Regions from separate parts of the Homo sapiens genome. Here region 1 is linked to region 2. A link is an interaction called in ENCODE POLR2A ChIA-PET data of the cell type or tissue named here. Cell type or tissue: A673. All regions are shown on one strand.

Evidence for each region. ChIA-PET counts read pairs that join two places held together with the same protein. Peaks named below come from ENCODE experiments on the same cell type or tissue, not always from the same donor. Only the 100,000 strongest peaks of a DNase experiment are listed, where the experiment ranks them.
Region 1: POLR2A ChIA-PET joins it to region 2 with 9 read pairs; 7 of 35 experiments call an interaction of 5 or more read pairs at or near these places.

What each region holds. Positions count from the first base shown.
Region 1 is chr16:69,365,894-69,370,893 of GRCh38, reverse strand. It overlaps TERF2 (telomeric repeat binding factor 2), which reads left to right. Exons shown (of 10, transcript NM_005652.5): 5 at 265-411; 6 at 2,412-2,518; 7 at 3,695-4,087. Among named protein-coding and RNA genes, the nearest start is that of TMED6, 17 kb to the right of the region's middle. In A673, no CTCF peak of the experiment used is centred here; no DNase peak of the experiment used is centred here.
Region 2 is chr16:69,315,244-69,320,243 of GRCh38, reverse strand. It overlaps VPS4A (vacuolar protein sorting 4 homolog A), which reads right to left. Exons shown (of 11, transcript NM_013245.3): 2 at 4,125-4,236; 3 at 3,872-4,019; 4 at 1,533-1,594; 5 at 1,302-1,421; 6 at 701-857; 7 at 1-103. Among named protein-coding and RNA genes, the nearest start is that of VPS4A, 6.4 kb to the right of the region's middle. RefSeq lists an enhancer at 3,669-4,868. In A673, no CTCF peak of the experiment used is centred here; a DNase peak (open chromatin) is centred at 2,963; H3K27ac peaks cover 1,079 bases.

The DNA of each region.
Region 1 (5,000 bases), 51 kb before region 2:
ACTTAATATTATATCTTGGAATCATTCTATGTTAGCATATAAGGAACTTCTTTATCTGTTTTTTATAGCTGCATAGTAACCCACTGTGGCTGAACCTGATTTATTGACCAATCCTTTGTGTTGGGCTTCCCTTCCTGTATGTGTGCCAGTGATTTGCATTGACGGCATTGCAGAAGTTCTCATAGTGTCTGTCTCACCTCATCATCATTGAATTTTTACTGGAGTTCTACTTTCTCATGTTGCAAATATCGGTCCATTGTGTAGAAGCTGAGAAATGATCTCCTGAATATTATTCGAGAAAAGAACTTGGCCCATCCTGTTATCCAGAACTTTTCATATGAGACCTTCCAGCAGAAGATGCTGCGCTTCCTGGAGAGCCACCTGGATGACGCCGAGCCCTACCTCCTCACGGTGCGCCTTGGCCCTTCTCCCATAACCATGGTGTGCCCTTGAGGATGTGCGGGGAATCAGAATATCTGAAGTGAAAAGAGTTGATGTGTGAAAAAGACATTGAATTGTATGCACTAGCTTTCTTAATTAAATGCCTTAAAAATGCAAAAGCAGGCCAGGCGCAATGGCTCACGCCTGTAATCCCAGCACTTTGGGAGGCCCAGGGGGGTGGATCACCTGAGGTCAGGAGTTCGAGACCTGCCTGAGCAACATGGTGAAACCCCATCTCTACTAAAAATATAAAAATTAGCTGGGCGTGGTGGCAGGCACCTGTAATCCTAGCTACTTTGGAGGCTGAGGCAGGAGAATCGCTTGAACCCAGGAGATGGAGATTGCAGTGAGCCAAGATTGCGCCATTGCACTCCAGCCTGGACAACAGAGCAAGACTCCGTCTCAAAAAATAAATAAATAAATAATACAAAAGCAGAGATACTGGCAGAGGCAAATGGAACACACCTGGTCTCCCTCATCTGCCATTTTTATCTCCTTTACACATGGTTAATCTGCCATGGTTGAAGTAGAACATTCACTTGCAATCGATGGTGGTTCCCAAAGGCGATGACTTGTGAACTAAGTTTGGAGGAAGGGTGGTTTGGTAGATGTGGTACGATGGAGTTGCTAACAGGAAGAAGGCATGGTGTGGAGAAAGGTGTCACTGAAAGTATAAAGTTGAAAGAAGCCAAATGAAAACATTCTTTAATTGGATCAAAGAGATAAAAGAATGGAAGCAGTGAGGCTCAGGACAGCATAGGGAAGAACTAGACCCAGGCTGTCATAGATGGGAGACTGTGGTGAAGGAACACTGAGTGAGAGTGGTTTTGTTTTGTTTTTGAAACCAGGACTTTGGCCCAGTACAGTGGTTCACACCTGTAATCCCAGCACTTTGGGAGGCCAAGGCAGGCAGGTTGCTTGAGCTTAGGAGTTCAAGACCACCCTGGGCAACATGGTGAAACCCCTTCTCTACAGAAAATACAAAAATTAGCCAGGTGTGGTGGCGCGTGCCTGTAGTCCCAGCTACTTGGGAGGCTGAAGTGGGAAGATCACTTGAGGCTGCCAGTGAGCTGTGGTTGTGCCACTGCACTTCAGCCTGGGCAAAAGAAACCAGGACTTTGAGAATGTGGAAAATATTCTGTCTCGTAACAGATCTGCCAGGCCCATATTAGGATAGTGTCCATGATCTTAGCAGTCGTTTGGCAAATCTCAGATTATTTATAAGCAGGTAGTTTGGGATATTCAGGCAGCAGGTGTCAAGATAGTTGAGCCTGGCCTAGGGTCCTTTCCTTTCCATTCCAGGTAACTGGAAACTATCCTTATCTATATAACACAAAGAGCCCTGATTAGCCTACTCAGGGCTCTTTGTGTTATATAGATAAGGATTCTCAAACAGTTGTTAATAAGGCAAAACATTTGTAGAAACAGTTATAAAAATTCTATACACAAACTGGAAGATATTAGTATGAACATTTATTGCCGGGCATGGTGGCTCATGCCTGTAATCCCAGCACTATGGGAGGCTGATGCGGGCAGATCACTTGAGGTCAGGAGTTCGAGGCCAGCCTGGCCAACATGGTGAAACCCCGTCTCTACTAAAATACAAAAATTAACTGGACATGGTGGTGGGCGCCTGTAATCCCAGCTACTTGGGAGGCCGAGATGGGAGAATTGCTTGAACCCAGGAGGTGGAGATTGCAGTGAGCCGAGATTGCACCACTGTGCTGCAGCCTGGGCGACAGAGCAAGACTCCCTCTCAAAAAAAATGTATTAGTTATCTTAAGTTTGAATAAAAAAAGCTTGATTTATAAGTCTTACAAGTTCTCTCCCATTTTATGTCCTTCGTTTTATGCCTAGATTGGATTTGTAAGTGAACTTGTTTGCATATTGAGTATATTCTTGGTGAAAGAAGCAGAGAATTAATGCAATTCTGTGGCCTCTTCTTCCTGATGACATCCTTCCTTTCCCAGATGGCCAAAAAGGCTTTGAAATCTGAGTCCGCTGCCTCAAGTACAGGGAAGGAAGATAAACAGCCAGCACCAGGGCCTGTGGAAAAGCCACCCAGAGAACCCGCAAGGTAAAAAGATGCTCTCTTGTGATCTTGGGTAAAACACTAGGGTGGTCGCTGGAAGCAGTCTCCTCCTTAGGCCAGGATCAGTTCCTCTCAGCACTCCGACCTACTAACGTGTTACGAGGTTACTCATACAAGGCACTGGGGGAGACTGCACACCCTGGGAAGATAAGGAAACAGGATGCCTGGGGTCCCTGACAACTTCCTGACTGGCCATTCCTCAAAGGCTCTTTCACCATTTCTCTCTCCTTGCCTCCCCCGTATTGACTCAGTACTTTTCTTGTGGACACCTAATCTCTTAATACATTCAGGAAGCACTGCTCAGATCTGTGAGTCGAATCCCAAAACCAGTTCCTAAAGCAGGGGTCACAAGCTTAGATGCCCTTTGAGGGCCGGTTAGGAAACCTAAAGGAACAAAGTGGACCTAGGCTGAGAGCATGGGGCTGGGAACCAGGGGATGTGCTTTTCAGCTTCTTGTGGTTGTTGCTCTGTGGGAGTATCCAAGGATGCTCAGGCTTCAGGTGCTCAGATTTTTGTATGAGATGTCCAGGGTTTTCCATGAGATTTCCCAGTTTTTGGATGTTAACAGTTGATCCACTTAAAAAATTTTTTTTCATGTTGGTTAGACAACAAGACAGGCTGCCAGATGGATTTGGCCTGCAGGCTGCCAGTTTGCCCCCTCTCCTAACAGTTTTTCCCTAAAGCATACTAACTGTTCCAAATGATAGATGAACTTTATTTTTAAAAGGCAGTTTCTCATTGTTCCAAGACTGTGTGGCATGCCTTTTACTCTGAGAATTCTCAAGATCCTGCTCTTAAGTGTGTTGTAGGCCGGGTGTGGTGGATCACGCCTGTAATCCCAGCACTTTGGGAGGCCGAGGTGGGTGGATCGCTTGAGCCCAGGAGTTCTAGGATACAGTGAGCTGTGTTTGTGCCACTGTATCCTATCTCTCTGTCCTATCTACTGTCTAGGACAGACCCAGACCCTATCTCTAAAAATAAAATGAGAAGTAAAATAAAGGTTCTCTAACTTGGAGTTTTAAATTCATAATACAACTTACATATCACATTTAAAGCCTCCTCAACTGGAATTTGAAGCTTCAAACTTCAAAAAAGTTGTGGCTGTTTGGATGAGCATCATCAGTGGTGAAAAACATCTTTGTGCCTATGCTTGATTTGCAGGCAGCTACGGAATCCTCCAACCACCATTGGAATGATGACTCTGAAAGCAGCTTTCAAGACTCTGTCTGGTGCACAGGATTCTGAGGCAGCCTTTGCAAAACTGGACCAGAAGGATCTGGTTCTTCCTACTCAAGCTCTCCCAGCATCACCAGCCCTCAAAAACAAGAGACCCAGAAAAGATGAAAACGAAAGTTCAGCCCCGGCTGACGGTGAGGGTGGCTCGGAACTGCAGCCCAAGAACAAGCGCATGACAATAAGCAGATTGGTCTTGGAGGAGGACAGCCAGAGTACTGAGCCCAGCGCAGGCCTCAACTCCTCCCAGGAGGCCGCTTCAGCGCCACCATCCAAGCCCACCGTTCTCAACCAACCCCTCCCTGGAGAGAAGAATCCCAAGTATGAAGACCTTCTTTGTAGAAATTTTGGGGCTGGTTGGTGGTCCTGGTTGGGCCTGGTATTACTTCCGTGAATGAAGTAACTTTCAGCTAAGTTACTCACCACCAAGGCTTGCTCAGACTGCTAGAACTTGACGCAGGAGTGGCCAGTGACGACGTAGCCATCCCTGCCGGTTCTGAAGCCCCGCATGTGGGCTTCCAAGCCTTGCACTAGGGCATGAGTGGGAATGGAAAGGTTTCAGAGCCTCCTACTCATCGCTGCTTTCATTTTTAGCAAACATCTGAGTGTCTTGACTTCTAAACATTAGTCTTGTGTGTTAAAAGAAATTTGTTTGCATTGGGCCACATTATACTTTGACCCTTAAAAAGAGACTGATGAATATGTATAATTTTGCACCCTTCTGAGCATTTGAGACTTGGCAAGTTCAGTGAATACTTACTAATCTCCCATGTCCTGCTAGGTACTGTGGGGCAGTGGCTAGAATACTTTAATTTTGCTCCCCATTGTGATTCTCATCCTGGCTTTGAGTTTTGCTTCCCTTTGTGTCCTGTGGTGGATCCTCCCTCCAGGCAGACTGGCCTGCTTGCTCTCTGGAACATGTTGTTTGTTTCTACCACTGTACTTTTGCTTCCTCTCATTCCCCACAGTGGACCGTCATCCCTTCATCATTGCTTGTCCAAATCCCATTTGTCCTTTAAAGGGAAGAAAAGCCGTTGTTGATGAAGTGCTTTCTGGGGGCAGAGCACTTTCATGTATCATCTTACTGAGTCACTACAATCCTCACTCTGTGAGGTGATGATATATTAGCCCCATTACACAGAGGAGAAGGGCTCAGAAAAGTTCTTAGCTCACCTGAAGTCACACAGCTAAAAGTGGCAAAGATGGGCTTTGGATTTTTAATCCAAGTCAGTCT
Region 2 (5,000 bases):
ACTCTCATTTTCATTTCGGGACCCGCAGAGGGAATCCACCTCATCGATGAAGATGATGGAGGGCTTGTGCTGCCTGGCCAGCTCAAACAGGTTCTTGACCAGCCTGTGAAGGTGAGAAAGGGGGTGAGGACAAGACGTTCACGTCCGTGCCCGCCTGGGCTCCCGGCACTTCCCTCTTCTCACCCTTCCCACAGGGAGGCGCAGGCCACGGTCATGCCGGAATTGCGGAAAACGTGGTGGTGAGGAGCCCTCGGGCCACACTGCACCAAGAGGAGGAGCACACCTTGGTGTCAGCCCCAAACGCAGAGCCTCAATCCCAGGAGCCCCATGCGCTAGCTCTGCACTTACAACACGTCAGTCCCCTTCTTCCGAGCCCGTCTCATCACACGCAAAACAGGAGTCAGTGTGGGGAACCATGTCCCCCACACACTGCCCCAACAGGGACCGCAACCCAGACCCCAAAAATATCCTCACTTCCTTTCCCTTCTCTTGTGGAGCACTTCACCTCTCCCAGGTCCCTTCCACCTTCACTTGTCTTTGTTGGGACTGTGTCCCAGCCGATAAGCTAGCGACACACTGCTCTTGGGTACCCTCCCTGAAAACCAAACCACTCCTCTGAGAGGTGACTCCACAGGGTGGGCCGCTGGGTCACTAGCAGTGCCGGGGCTGCTGGCAGAGCATGGCCTGGTGGCCGACTTACTTTTCACTCTCCCCCAGCCACTTGGACATCAGATCTGAGGAGGACACAGAGAAGAAGGTGGAGTTGTTGGCCTCTGTTGCCACGGCTTTGGCCAGGTAGGATTTCCCTGTGCCAGGGGGTCCGAACAGCAGAATCCCCCGCCAGGGGGTGCGCTTGCCTGCAACAGAGAACCACAGAAGTTAGGCCTCCTGACTGGGGAAAGGAATAGGAAAAGCAGAGGGTCTCGAGTCCCATACATACAGTAAAACAGGGCATTCTGTGAAACAACGGACTCTACTGGCAAACAAGTGATGGGAGCTACATTCCCTGCTGTGCCCTGTGCTATGACCCCATGACCTTGCACAGTGCCCCTGCTATGACCCCATGACCTTGCACAGTGACACCGGCTGGCACTGCTTCCTGATCCTGCCCCCACCCTGTGACGTGATCGTCATCTCATAGCTCCAGCCACAGCAGTGTTGTGGACACCAGCGAGCAGCCAGGCCTGGCCCTCTGCAGGCCCCGGGGGCTGAGTCGCCACTGACTCCCGGGTGCCTCGGAGTGCCAGCCCTGCGGAAGCCTGGAATTTTTACATTGGGGTTTGAAATGGCTCAACTCTCACCTGTGAACAAGTGTGGGAATTTGATTGGCAAAATGACAGCTTCTTTGAGGGCCTCCTTGGCCCCCTCCAGCCCGGCCACGTCGTTCCACCGTATGTTGGGCTTCTCCATCACGACGGCACCTGCGAGAGGGAGGCCGGCCCGGGCCCGGGCCCGGCCAAGGGGCATGAGCCAACCCAGCAGCGGACCCACTCTCATCCCCTGCCGCTGCCACAGGGCCGCGAGCCACTTACCCATCAGCTGTTCTTGCAGTTTCTTTTTCTCCGGATTATCCCCTTCACTGTCACTGTCACTGCTGGGAAGGGAGACGGAAAGTCACAAGCTGGCCCTTCAGCCTGGAGCACAGAGGTGCTCCCAGCAAGTCCAGGCTCCGCTGCCTGCACACTGGTTAAGGAACGAAGCCTTCCTGGCTTAACAGTGCCGTGTGACTCAAGCAAGTACTTCAGGGACATTTGGGCCAATGCTCTCAGCAGCTCACTTCAGGACCCCCCCAGCAAACACTCCTATAACCCGCCCTGTTTCTTCGCGGAGCAGATGGGAATCCGGGTCGGCCCTCTCCTGAAGGCCGTAAGGGAAATGTGCTTCAGCTGGACTTAAAGAGCAGCCCAGGCCAGGTGCGGTGACTCACACCTCATACTCTGGGAGGCCACCTGCAGTGGCTCTCACAGCCCAGGCTGGGTGCGGTGGCTCACCCCTGTAATCCCAGCACTCTGGGAGGCTGAGGCGGGAGGATCGCTTGAGCCCAGGAGTTTGAGACCAGCCTGGGAAACAGCGAGATCTTGTCTCTACAAAAAACACAAAATTAGCCAAGCATGGTGGCACGCACCTATGGTGCCAGCTACTTGGGAGGCAGAGGTTGCAGTTAACCAAGATCGCACCACTGCACTCCAGCCTGGGAGACAGTGAAGCCCTGTCTGGGGGAAAAAAAAAAAAAAAAGCCAGTCAAACAATGCAGCTGCCAGAAGCTTCTTTTTTTTTTTTTTTTTTTTTTGAGATGGTGCCCAGGTTGGAGTGCGATGGCACAATCTCCATCTCAGCTCACTGCAATCTCCGCCTCCCGGGTTCAAGTAATTCTCTGAATTCTCTGGCGTCAGCCTCCCGAGTAGCTGGGATTACAGGCACATGCCACAATGCCTGGCTAATTTTTTTTTTAAGACAGAGTCGCACTCAGTCGCCCAGGCTGGAGTGTAGTGGCTCGATCTCGGCTCACTGCAAGCTCCGCCTCCCGGGTTCACGCCATTCTCCTGCCTCAGCCTCCTGAGTAGCTGGGACTACAGGTGCCCGCCACCACGCCCGGCTAATATTTTGTATTTTTAGTGGAGACGGGGTTTCACCGTGTTAGCCAGGATGGTCTCAATCTCCTGACCTCGTGATCCGCCCGCCTCGGCTTCCCAAAGTGCTGGGATTACAGGCGTGAGCCACCGCGCCCGGCCTATTTTTTTGTATTTTTAATAGAGACGGGATTCACCATGTTGGCCAGGCTGGTTTTGAAATCCTGACCTCAAGTGATCTGCCCGCGTTGGCCTCCCAAAGTGCTGGGATTACAGGTGTGAGCCACCATGCCCCGCACCAGAAGCTTTTTGTAGAGACTCAGGGACAGCATGTGCCCCTGACTCCAAAGCAGCCACTGCCGAAGGACAGAGGAGAAAGCAAAACCGAAATCGAAAGGGAACTCCTGGGGAGAACGCAGCCACTGTCACCCCAGGGCTACTTCCTCCCTGGATGGAATCTGTCATCCTCAAAACTTGATTTAATCCTTATTGGAGATCCCTGGCCTCCACCCCTGCCTCGCCAGACCTCTCCCTCTGCGGATGGGAACGTGGTGCAGACCCTCCATCCAGGAGGAGGCCTCGCCTCTGGTGAGGCAGCTGACACCACCCACCCCTCTCCTGCCTGGGGGACCCCCTCACTTCCCCTCCCACGCCTCCGAGATACCACCAGCATTTGTGTTCATATGACTGGGATCACCGTGGTGGGCGAACCCAGTACCTGAGGTGAGAGGCTGTGGAGAGGACCCTGGCTGGGGAATCGGGGCCACCCGCCCTGCTTTGGGGGTCCAAGTTCCATCCTGTGCCACCTCGGCAGGGCTCCTAACCCGAGCCGGCCGCCCCACCTGTTGGAGGCAGGTGACTCTTTGACAGTCACAGCAGCTGGCACTCATTGCATGCTCTCGTGTGCCAAGCTCCAAGGGCACTGCCCACGTCATCTCACTGCTCCCTGTGGCAACGCTCGGAGGTGAGTTCCACGACCTCCCCACTTCCAAGATGTGGAGATGGTAGGCACACGGGGTCCTGGCACTAGGCTGGGAGGTGACAGAGCTGGGGTCCCGTCCTGAGAGGCTCTACCATCTGCACCAAGCTCCCCCTCTCCCCATGGCTTGTGGGTCAGATCCAATGAGACGGTGAACATGGAAGTGCTCCAGGCCATGCTCCCTGAAAGCAGCTGCTGGCACTGTCATCCCTGCACTATGAGGACCATTCCCACAGGGAAGTCCAAGGCAGCATGAGCGCCAGGAATGATAGGGAGCCGTGAGGAGGGCCCAGGTTCCTGGGCGGACGCTGCAGACACTCACCCCTTGCCCTCACTCTGGTTCTCTTTGACTGGCTTCTTGCCGTGTTTCTCTTTGCTTCGTAAATAATCCTTCAGCTTCTCGGCCCGGTCTAGGTACTGCACGCACTTGGCTCGAATGCTCTCCTTGGCCTTGTCGCTGTGGGCCTCATCTGTGAAAGGGAACACAGAGGGGCCCCTGTGAGGCTCGTGCGCCACCCCCTCTCCTCCGCTCCCCTCTGGAGTGCGGCAGCCTGAGGACCCCTCGTGTGACTCACACTTGATAGCGTGGAGGAAGTACTCCACCGCATGCTGGTACAGCCGCAGCGCCTCCTCGTAGTTCTTGGCTTTGTCCTCCTCTGTGGCTTTCGTCACCAGATCAATGGCTTTCTGGAAAGGCAAAGCAAATGGCTCAGTGCTTCCTCGGAGAGGTGGAAAGTCCCTGGGGTCACAGGCATGGGGATGAAACGTGACGAGGGATGCCGCTGGGCCTGTGGATTTATTGCTTGCGGGCCATTTCATTGGCCTACTTTTTCAACATCGGCTAGAAAGGCCTTCAAAGAAGGCTTTGAAAACCAGCCGGCCATCTTCACAATAAGCTCAGACGGTTAAAAGCCACGCTCTGGATTTCAGCAAGTGGAAACCTGACCTAATATCTCAGGTCAGGGCTCAAGGGGCAAGTTCATGGGACTTTCTATTCTGCTGCCTCAAGGGAAAGAGAAACAGACCCGAGCTGAGAGCCTGGCAGAAGGGACACGCGGGAGCAAGTGACTGCTGGTTTGTTTAGCAAGGAGACCAGAAATTGCACCCGGCCTCAGGGCCAGAGAAGAGCCAGCCAGAAGGAAAGTCCTGCCCGGACTGCAAGTTTGCACAGGATACACTGAAAGGCCTCTCTCCTCCTCCTCCTGGCTCCATGCAGCTTGCTTCTCCAGGCTGCAGAGAGAAGACAGTTTCCTTCGCTGTCTAAAGTGACACCCTGGGAAGGGACGCTTACACACAATGCTCCACATACCAGTAGCTCCAGTAAGAAAAGTACTTGCTTGCTCCCTGCTGCCAACAGAAGAGAACTGTGTCCCTCTGGAACCTTCTAAGAGCTCTGTGAGAATGAGTGTCTTTGGGAATCTCATAAATCCTGTAGGCCAGTGCCTTAGGCT